Linked DNA regions of Homo sapiens: region 1 is linked to region 2. The links are chromatin contacts, found by Hi-C or POLR2A ChIA-PET in ENCODE. All regions are on one chromosome and are shown on one strand. The core of a region is the stretch at or near the end of the contact, and the rest is flanking DNA. Distances in the headings are between cores, read along the strand shown.

What was found. Hi-C counts contacts between places; a loop is a spot of excess contacts on that map. ChIA-PET counts read pairs that join two places held with the same protein, here RNA polymerase II (POLR2A). Pooled maps may share reads with other maps.
Region 1: a pooled map shows a loop between it and region 2 (4-fold over the local background). The contact joins the promoter of RAB3IL1 here to the enhancer-like site in region 2. A Hi-C loop is called at or near these places in 1 of 168 maps with a recorded cell type or tissue (endothelial cell of hepatic sinusoid) and 5 of 50 pooled maps. POLR2A ChIA-PET finds 5 or more read pairs at or near these places in 8 of 52 experiments (B cell, Caco-2, HEK293T and 5 more).

What each region holds. Positions count from the first base shown.
Region 1 is chr11:61,915,360-61,920,166 of GRCh38, forward strand. It overlaps RAB3IL1 (RAB3A interacting protein like 1), which reads right to left and starts at 2,207. Exons shown (of 10, transcript NM_013401.4): 1 at 1,998-2,207. The coding sequence starts at 2,008.
Region 2 is chr11:61,793,990-61,799,368 of GRCh38, forward strand. It overlaps FEN1 (flap structure-specific endonuclease 1), which reads left to right. Exons shown (of 2, transcript NM_004111.6): 2 at 1,352-3,249. The coding sequence starts at 1,373. The coding sequence ends at 2,515. Among named protein-coding and RNA genes, the nearest start is that of FEN1, 3.8 kb to the left of the region's middle. RefSeq lists an enhancer at 1,357-1,857. Within about 2 kb of position 3,387, at least 5 of the 41 ENCODE cell types and tissues checked have a DNase peak (open chromatin) inside an H3K27ac peak, as active enhancers do.

The DNA.
Region 1 (4,807 bases), core at 957-3,456, 120 kb after region 2:
GCAACCATCCATCTACTGGTGGCTCTCAGCTGTGTCTGGCCTTGGCCTGGGTGCCTCCAGGGAAGGACATTCTCTGACCTGCGATCACTCCCACCCCAGAAACCATTTATTTTACCTAGAGGCCCAGAGAAGGAAGTCCACACTCTCAAGGTCACACAGCAACTAACTCAGGGGCTGTGTTGCCTGAGTCCACCCAGCCGGCACAAGACACAGGCTTCCGGCAGACGAGGCTGCTCCCCAAACACAATTCACCCCGGGCAGGACTGCCCTAACCTCTCCAGGTACCACAAACCCACCTCAAGCACTTTCTCCTAAGCCAGCCTCCTTCCTCCAAGCACAATGCCAACAAATACACTAGTGGCCTTCAACTCTCTCCCTTTAAGAGTCTCAAGCCCAGGCCGGGTGCAGTGGCTCACACCTGTAATCCCAGCACTTTGGGAGGCTGAGGCGGGCGGATCACAAGGTCAGGAGATCGAGACCATCCTTGCTAACATGGTGAAACCCTGTCTCTACTAAAAACACAAAAAAATTAGCTGGGCGTGGTGGCGGGCGCCTGTAGTCCCAGCTACTCGGGAAGCTAAGGCAGGAGACTGGTGTGAACCTGGGAGGTGGAGCTTGCACTGAGCCGCGCCACTGCACTCCAGCCTGGGCGACAGAGTGACACTCTGTCTCAAAAAAAAAAAAAAAAGAGTCTCAAGTCTTAGGGCAGGGCGTGGTGGTAAAAGCCTGTAATCCTAGCACTTTGGGAGGCTGAGGCTGGTGGATCACCTGAGGTCAGGAGTTCGAGACCAGCCTGATCAATATTGTGAAACCCCGTCTCTACTAAAAATACAAAAATTAGCCGGGTGTGGTGGTGTGTGCCTGTAGTCGCAGCTACTCAGGAGGCTGAGTCAGGCGAATTGCTTGTACTCAGGCAGCGGAGGTTGCAGTGAGCTGAGATCTCGCCACTGCACTCCAGCCTGGGTGACAGAGCAAGACTCCGTCTCAAAAAAAAAAAAAGTCCCAAGCCTCTCCACACCTCACCCCTAACAGGAGCCCACTCTCTCCACACCCCCTGCTGGGGATGAAAGGCCATCCCTCCCCTAGCATCGCAGCTCAACCTTTGCTAGGTGCCATGGAGTGAAGTGGATCCTGCCTGCCTTTCCGGGGGGCTTCCCTCACTCCCCAGCTGTAGCTGGGCAGTAGCCCTCTCCTGGGACCACTCATCTGGCCCAGGGGGCACAGGAGTACAACCTGTCCCCCATTCTGGCCACATTTCCTCCACGACCTGGTCTTTCCCGGCCACGGGGAAGAGGAAGTGTTTGCCCAACTCCACAAAAACACCACAACCTTTCTGCACATACAGGGCAGGGGTCCCACATCAGATGGGCCAGGAACTGCAACTGCCCCTGAGAACCAGTGGCCTGAACAGACACAGCCACTGGGGCCACTAATCCAGGACCCAGAGTCTCTGCTACCCCACTCCAGGCTGCGGGGCCGGGGCGGGGGGGGTTCCCACTCCACACCTCTGAGAGCCTCCGTACTTCCAGAGCCCCACAAGGAGGTTCTGCCCTCAACTTGGGAGCCACCCTGGCAAAGACCCAGCCCCTCTTTCCCAGCTACACTGCTTTCCAAGAGTTCATCCAGCGAAGGGGTTGAGGGACAGGTTGGGAGGGTGGGCTGGGGGTCCTTCCTCTAGGTGCATGCCCCAGAGTCGTGCACACTCTTCCCCACACCCCAACTCTTCTCACTTGCGCTCCTGATGAGCTAAGAGGAGTTGACGCTGTCACCCCGGGACGGTCGGCTGCCCACCCTTCGCACCCTGCACCCCGAGAGACACCCCCGACCCCTCCCCCGGAGTCTCCTGGCTGCAAGTCGGCTCGCCTGCAGGCAGGGCGGGGGCGCACAGCACCTCCGGGTGGCGGCGCAGACCCGGCGGGGACCCCCGAAATCCTCCCGTCCCGGGAGGCGACCGCGGCCCAGACCCAGCGCGGGACCGCGAGCGCGCGCGGACCTACCCGCTCCACATCCCGGCGCCTCGGGGCGCCCAGGCGTCCGTTCCCAGCGCCGCCGCGTCCTCCCAGCGCCGCGTCCCCGCCCGCCGCCGACTCCGCCAGGGGCCGAGCCGCCCCACCGCCTGTCAGCCCTGCCCGCGGCCGGTCAGTAGGTCTCAGACGCCTGGGCTCGCGGCCCCCAGCCCAGCCCCGACCCTGCCCTGGGCGGGTCACGTGGCGGAGGGGGGAGCGGCCCGAGGACACGTGCCCGGCCCCGCCCCTCCGCCGGCCCGGCGCTGGGATCCGGCGCGCGCTCCCAAGGCCTGGCCCCACCCGGCCCGCCGCGCCGGGACAGGGAGACCACGGCGCTCGGAGGGAACCCGGCCCCCAACATCCCGCGGGCCGCGCCGCGCTCAGACTCCCCAGCTGACTCCTCCTCTCCAGTCGCCCTCCGCACCACCCACTTTGGGCCACCCCTGCTCAAGAACCTACAATGGCTCCCGAGCTCTCAGCTCTTCGATTCTCACACAGATTGTCACTTAAGGCCAGCAGACACCCTCCCCCCTCCTCACCCGGCCCTCCTTCCCTAGGCTGTCTGCTTAGTGCCTGTCCCTGTGCAACATCCTGCCTGCTGGGAAGGGGAGGGGACAAACCCGAAACAAGTTTTCTGAGTCCTACTCTCTGAGTTTTATCCCGAAGGAGTTTCCACTTCTGGTCCAACTCTCCTCACTCAGCCTCCTGCCACTTAACACGCTCTGCCCATCCCTGCCTTTACTCACCATCTGCCCTCTGGATAGTATTCCCCACCCCACCCCCACCGACACACACACATACACACACCTGTCTGGTCCCACATCCTCCGTGAAACCTTCCCTGAATCCCAGACGACTGGTCTACCTGTCCCTCAGTTCCTCTGTCCCACCCATTCTGAGTCCTGATCATTCGTCTCAACTTCAGCCTGGGACTGGACCAGTAAGAGCAGAACCCGTCTTCTCTCCCGCCAGGTACCATGGCTCCCACCTTCCCTGTCTAGGGGAGGACTGGGAGCGTGGTGGGAGGTACTTCCCCTTCTAGGTGCTACCAGAGGTCCCAGTGCTACCCCTCCAGGCCCACTGACTCAGGCCGCAGGCTCAAGTTAGTCAGATCTTCGTTTGAGGATACATTTTATTCATTCATTCTACTCATTCATACATTCAGCCACTCCATCTGAGCATAGACTATGGGGCATGCAAGGGGCTGGGGACCCAGCAGGAAACTGTACAGACATAGGTTCTGCCCTCCTGGGGCTCCACGTTGGTGGAGGATGGAGGATGGGGGACGTATTCTCTAAGACCTCCACGTCCAGGGCACAAATAGACAATGCTCTTTCCCCGCTGGGCACAGCGCACAGCAAGGTATGGAATCTGGAGAGTGGAGGCGAGGCTGGATTCTATGCCTTGCTTGCTCCCTTGGCCAGCACTTTGTGCAGTGAACAACCTAGGCAGTTCTCCATAGCATCCCTTCCAACTTTCTAGAATCATTCAGCCCAGGCGTCCCATAGCCATCACTCAGCAGGGCAGTTGTTTCCATGGCCACGGCTTCCAGAGGGCAGGGATTCTCTCTTTCTTGGAGCTATGTTCCCCTACCCCACCCCCAGCCCAGCTCAGGGTCTGGCCCACCCAAAGCAGATGTCCACATGTGTTTGCTGGCTTGAATCCCTCATCAGTTGGTCTTGAGCAACTGTTGTCTTCCTGGCCCTTATTTTGTTCACTATTTAGAGAAGGAGGAGAAAATGACACAAAAGGAACCCAGCACAGGGCCCTTGCCCTCCAAGTCTTCACAAGCCCCGGCAGGAGATAAGTCATGGCAACCCAGACCAGTGGGAGATAAAGGGTGGAGGAGGCGTCAGCTCAGGGCTATGTCCCTGGAGGAAGAGTCCTCAGCCTGGGAGGTCTGGTGGACCGGGGAGGCCCTTGAGCGAGGTCTTGAAGGACAAGTCTGTGGTCACCACTCTGGAAGCATCCACACTCAATTTCTAACCAAAAATAGCCTGTCATCCATGCTTCCTGCTACCATGGACTCCTAGGGCTCACTGCCTCCCCCAGTAGGGAGGACCCTCCTGCTCAGCTGAACTTGCTCCTCAGTTGAAAAGGATGGGCTCGGAGAAGTTAAGGAACCTGCCTGATATCACACCAGCCAGGGGCAGTGGGGCTGAGTCCTCTTACACCCGTTTTCCAAAAAGACCACCCAGAAACTAGAGGCTCACTGGCAGCTGCAGCTGTGTGCAGCCAGGCAGCAAGAGGTTCCTGAGCACATGCTAGGTGTCTGGCCAGTGGCAGGGAAGGGATAAATAAAAGTTGTGTCCTCTGCCTACAAGCCACTGCCCTCCTCAGCCTCCCTCCCTCTATCTCCCTCTGCCTGCTCCATCCCAAGCCTGGCAGCCTTGACCACAGACCCTTGGCTGAAGGCAGCTGAGGAGCAGGAGACAGTCAGCCTGGACAACCCAGGCCCTGATTCTGGACTTACAGGTGTGTCCTCAGCTCACTGTGTGACCCAGGATGAGTGTCTTGCCCTCTCTGAGCTTCAGTCTCCACCTCTGTACAGCCACCAAATTGGACAAGACAATCAGAGCCATTGCCTAGGACTCTCTGAGCCCAGCTTCTCACACTGGCTGCCCTGAAGCTTGCCAAGACTCCCCCTCCCCTCCATGCCCCAGGTCCTGAGCTCACCTGTCTGTGCCCCAGGGCTCTTCTCTCAAGTTCCCCTCAAGTACAGGGCACAGGCCTGATGGGGCGTAGCGGACAGTCCCTGCACTCATGGCCAGGAACACGGGACATGTCCCTCGGGCGGGGCAC
Region 2 (5,379 bases), core at 2,137-4,636:
TTGCTCTGTTGCCCAGGCTGGAGTGTGGTGGCACAATCATAGCTCACTGTAGCCTGGAACTCCTGGGCTCATGTGATCCTCCCACCACGGCCTCCCAAAGTGCTGGGATTACTGCCCAGAGCCTCTGTGCCTGGCCCCAGTAGAATATTTCTTGGAGTATTGGACACATACCAACAGTGGGCACAAGATGAGTTTTTTATTTTTTTGAGACGGAGTCTCACTCTCTTGCTAGGCTGGAGTGCAGCGGCACAATCTCGGCTCACTGCATTCTCTGCCTCCTGGGTTCAAGCGATTCTCCTGCCTCAGCCTCCCGAGTAGCTGGGATTACAGGTGCACACCACCACACCCAGCTAATTTTTTTTTTTTTTGTATTTTTAGTAGAGACAGGGTTTCACCGTGTTGGCCAGGATGGCAAGATGATTTTAAATTGCACCCCCTAAAAATCCTTTTTAATAGTTATACATTTAATACATATTAAAATATAACTAATAGAACACAAATATTATTGCTTATGAGTTTTCCAGTTTAGTTTTTTAAAAAAAATTCTAAGTGAATGAAAGTACGGGTTTTAGTTGGAAGTAGCAAAAATCGTGAGGGTGATTTGGGAAACACTGCTATCTGGGAAACACTGAACTCTGAAGTGCAATACTCTTTTGAGCCCAGTGACTACAGCATGCCAGACCCCTAAATCAGGACCTGGGGAGGAGCCATGGAGTTAACATTTCAGACTGAGTGGTGGCGAGAAAACGCAAAGGGAAAGACTTGAAACTCTAGCAACATTATAATAAAAGTAGAAACTCTTATGTGCTGAGGCGATGATGAAGAGAGTTTAGAGAAGCTTGTGAGAAAGCCACATCACCTCCATTCAGATATGTTTGCAATCCTTTTTCAAGGCTGCCTTATTAGTCAGGGTTCTCCAGAGACTCAAAACAAATCAGATCTGTTTGTTTAGCTGGTGTATTTGCCTGTCTTTCAGGTCTGCCATTATGGTCCCTGGACTCCTCAAGCCAGGCCAAGCATCCTGGCCTTCTGTGGTCCTTGATGGAGACCTATGTTGCAGGTTTTTTTTGTGTAATAAATAATGCTGCTACCTTAGAATATCAACAGTATCTTATTTCTCTAAGCACGTGGTTCAATTTCTGGTACTCGTTGAGCCTTACTATTGAGTAAATTCTCCTGCTAGACTGAGTTTTTTGAGAATGGGGACCTTGTTCATCTTTTTATCTTTAGCAGTGCTGACATGGTGTCCTTTTTGTTGTGTGGAATTTAGTTGAAGGCATGAAGTTGGTGAGATAACACCAGTTATAACCTTTCTCCTTTCCTCCGTCTCTGACTTGCCTTTCTTTTTTAGTCATCCCTCCTCTGTGTTGCCATGGGAATTCAAGGCCTGGCCAAACTAATTGCTGATGTGGCCCCCAGTGCCATCCGGGAGAATGACATCAAGAGCTACTTTGGCCGTAAGGTGGCCATTGATGCCTCTATGAGCATTTATCAGTTCCTGATTGCTGTTCGCCAGGGTGGGGATGTGCTGCAGAATGAGGAGGGTGAGACCACCAGCCACCTGATGGGCATGTTCTACCGCACCATTCGCATGATGGAGAACGGCATCAAGCCCGTGTATGTCTTTGATGGCAAGCCGCCACAGCTCAAGTCAGGCGAGCTGGCCAAACGCAGTGAGCGGCGGGCTGAGGCAGAGAAGCAGCTGCAGCAGGCTCAGGCTGCTGGGGCCGAGCAGGAGGTGGAAAAATTCACTAAGCGGCTGGTGAAGGTCACTAAGCAGCACAATGATGAGTGCAAACATCTGCTGAGCCTCATGGGCATCCCTTATCTTGATGCACCCAGTGAGGCAGAGGCCAGCTGTGCTGCCCTGGTGAAGGCTGGCAAAGTCTATGCTGCGGCTACCGAGGACATGGACTGCCTCACCTTCGGCAGCCCTGTGCTAATGCGACACCTGACTGCCAGTGAAGCCAAAAAGCTGCCAATCCAGGAATTCCACCTGAGCCGGATTCTGCAGGAGCTGGGCCTGAACCAGGAACAGTTTGTGGATCTGTGCATCCTGCTAGGCAGTGACTACTGTGAGAGTATCCGGGGTATTGGGCCCAAGCGGGCTGTGGACCTCATCCAGAAGCACAAGAGCATCGAGGAGATCGTGCGGCGACTTGACCCCAACAAGTACCCTGTGCCAGAAAATTGGCTCCACAAGGAGGCTCACCAGCTCTTCTTGGAACCTGAGGTGCTGGACCCAGAGTCTGTGGAGCTGAAGTGGAGCGAGCCAAATGAAGAAGAGCTGATCAAGTTCATGTGTGGTGAAAAGCAGTTCTCTGAGGAGCGAATCCGCAGTGGGGTCAAGAGGCTGAGTAAGAGCCGCCAAGGCAGCACCCAGGGCCGCCTGGATGATTTCTTCAAGGTGACCGGCTCACTCTCTTCAGCTAAGCGCAAGGAGCCAGAACCCAAGGGATCCACTAAGAAGAAGGCAAAGACTGGGGCAGCAGGGAAGTTTAAAAGGGGAAAATAAATGTGTTTCCCCATTATACCTCCTTCACCCCAGAATATTTGCCGTCTTGTACCCTTAAGAGCTACAGCTAGAGAAACCTTCACGGGGTGGAGAGAGGATTCTAAGGCTTTTCTAGCGTGACCCTTTTCAGTAGTGCTAGTCCCTTTTTTACTTGATCTTAATGGCAAGAAGGCCACAGAGGTACTTTTCCTTTTTTAGCTCAGGAAAATATGTCAGGCTCAAACCACTTCTCAGGCAGTTTAATGGACACTAAGTCCATTGTTACATGAAAGTGATAGATAGCAACAAGTTTTGGAGAAGAGAGAGGGAGATAAAAGGGGGAGACAAAAGATGTACAGAAATGATTTCCTGGCTGGCCAACTGGTGGCCAGTGGGAGGTGATGGTGGACCTAGACTGTGCTTTTCTGTCTTGTTCAGCCTTGACCCACCTTGAGAGAGAGCCACCAGGAAGGCGCATCTTAGCAGATGGGAGGAACTGCTGAGAGAAGATGGGCAGAAAGCTGGAGCCCCTGGAGTTGGCTGTGTCTGTGTTTGTGACTGATTACTGGCTGTGTCTTGGGTGGGCAGAAACTCGAACTTGCTATGTAATTTGTGTCTAGTTATTCAGAGGAGTAAGATGGTGATGTTCACCTGGCAATCAGCTGAGTTGAGACTTTGGAATAAGACACTGGTTTTCATGCGCTGTTTTTGTTTTAAAGTTATGAAGAAAAAAGTCAATAAAATTCTAAAAGTAACCAAAATGTCATGTTCTTTGAGAACATTTGAAAATATCCCAAGTGACCATGGCTCCAAATAGCTTTCCTTTTCACTCTTAACATGCTGTAATTGCACTTGATTAACAATGGGTGGTTTGAGAGTGGCCACAAGATGGCACCATGCTCCATAAAATGGCCATAGCAGCTAGATGGAACTTCAGCCATTAGGAGGAGGATGTTTTGTTTATTTTATTTTGCTGGGAGAGGAGTTTTAATACGTTGAATAGATTTCTAGTCTCTCACTCCATGAGATCAAAGGAGTGCCTTTAAGAAAGCCTCACAATTTAGATCAACTACCTCATAACATCCAAGCATTTACTTTGCCACTACTTGTAAACTGAAAGCTGCCATTCAGAAACCATTTTCTTGTTCCTTTTGTAACATCAAATCCAAGATACTGTTTCCCATAGAGATGGCATGTTTTTGAGCTTTGAAAGTTTTATAATCCTGATAAAGCTTGGCCCATTTGAATGTCTGACGTTTTAGCATTCCTGTCAGGGCCATTTGAAGTTAACAGGGACACTTATGTAACTGTCCGAAATTTAAGCTGGCAATGTCTTGACAGATTAAACAGGTAGGGAGCCTGAAGACCAGTAGTTTTCAAGTCTTTTAATGGAGAAACCTATTCTTCAAGTGTAATCTTATGTGAAACTTTAGGATGTACAGGTTCCTCTGGTTGAAGCTGGAATGGGATAAAGTTTACCCAGCAACGGCCTCATAACTAGGGTACTTTTTGAAAACTGGTGTTGACAAAAAGTTCTATCCCAAGGGCAGGTAACTTTTGAAACTGATTTTCCCAGATTATACCAAGCCACACAACTTATTTGAGCTCTATTTTCTGATTCAGGTAGATTGCTTCTAAATCTGCAGTAATGGTGATAGGAACTAAAGACGGTAAGATTTCTTTTTTTTTTTTTTTTTTGAGACAGAGTCTCTTGCTCTGTCACCCAGGCTGGAGTTCAGTAGTGCGATCTTGGCTCACTGCAGCCTCAGCCTCCTGGGCTCAAGTGATTCTCCCACCTCAGCCTCCCAAGCAGCTGGGATTACAGGCACAGGCCACCATGCCTGGATGATTTTTCAATTTTTTGTAAAGATGGGATCTCACTGTTGCCCAGGCTGGTCTTAAACTCCTGGGCTCAAGCAATCCTCCCGCCTTGGCCTCCTAAAGGCTAGGATTACGTGTGCCATTCTCTCCCAGTGCTGGGATTACAGGATGAGCCACCTTGCCTGGCGAAATGTTAAGATTTCTTAGGAGTTATTGCCTCAGTGCAGTAGCTCTTAATAATTAAGGGCTTATACCCTGTGGTGGTCAAGAATGTAGTGGTTTTCTTTTGTCTTTTGAAGGTAAGTTTGTCTCCTATAGAATTTTGTTAATCTGACTTTCTGTGTGCACACTGCAGGGAAGATTAATGATGCCTACAAATGTTTTTGCTCAGAGCTGTTCTAGTTGGATGGTTAAGAGGCACTGCTCTGCAGTCAAGCTCTGAGGGATCACACTTGCAGAGGAAGATTTAGGCAGATAGGACTTAGGGAGACTATTTGGAAACTAGAAATGAGTTTAAAAGTAAAGAGAGGCCAGGCGCAGTGGCTCACGCCTGTAATCCCAGCACTTTGGGAGGCCAAGGCGGGTGGATCACCTGAGGCCAGGAGTTCAAGACCAGCCTGGCCACCATGGTGAAACCCTGTCTCTACTAAAAATAAAAAATTAGCTGGGCGCGGTGGTGTATGCTTATAATCCTAGCTACCCGGGAGGCTGAAGCAGGAGAATTGCTTGGACCCAGGAGGCGGAGGCTGCAATCAGCTGAGATCACGCCACTACACTCCAGCCTGAGCAGCAAGAGTGAAACTCTGGTCTCAAAAAAAAAAAAAAAAAAAAAAAAAAAAAAAAAAAAATTAGCCTGAGGTGGGAAGATGGCTTGAGGCCGGGAGGCAGAGAATGCAGTGAACTAAGATGGCAGCACCACTGCACTCCAGCCTGGGCCATAGAGCCAGACCTTGTCTCAAAACAAGTAAGTGTAAAAATAAAGAGAAAATAATTCAAAATGGAAAGCTGAAGGACAAAAGGGCAAGGGCATTGCCTCATGAATAGGAGGAAGTGATACGTGTGAA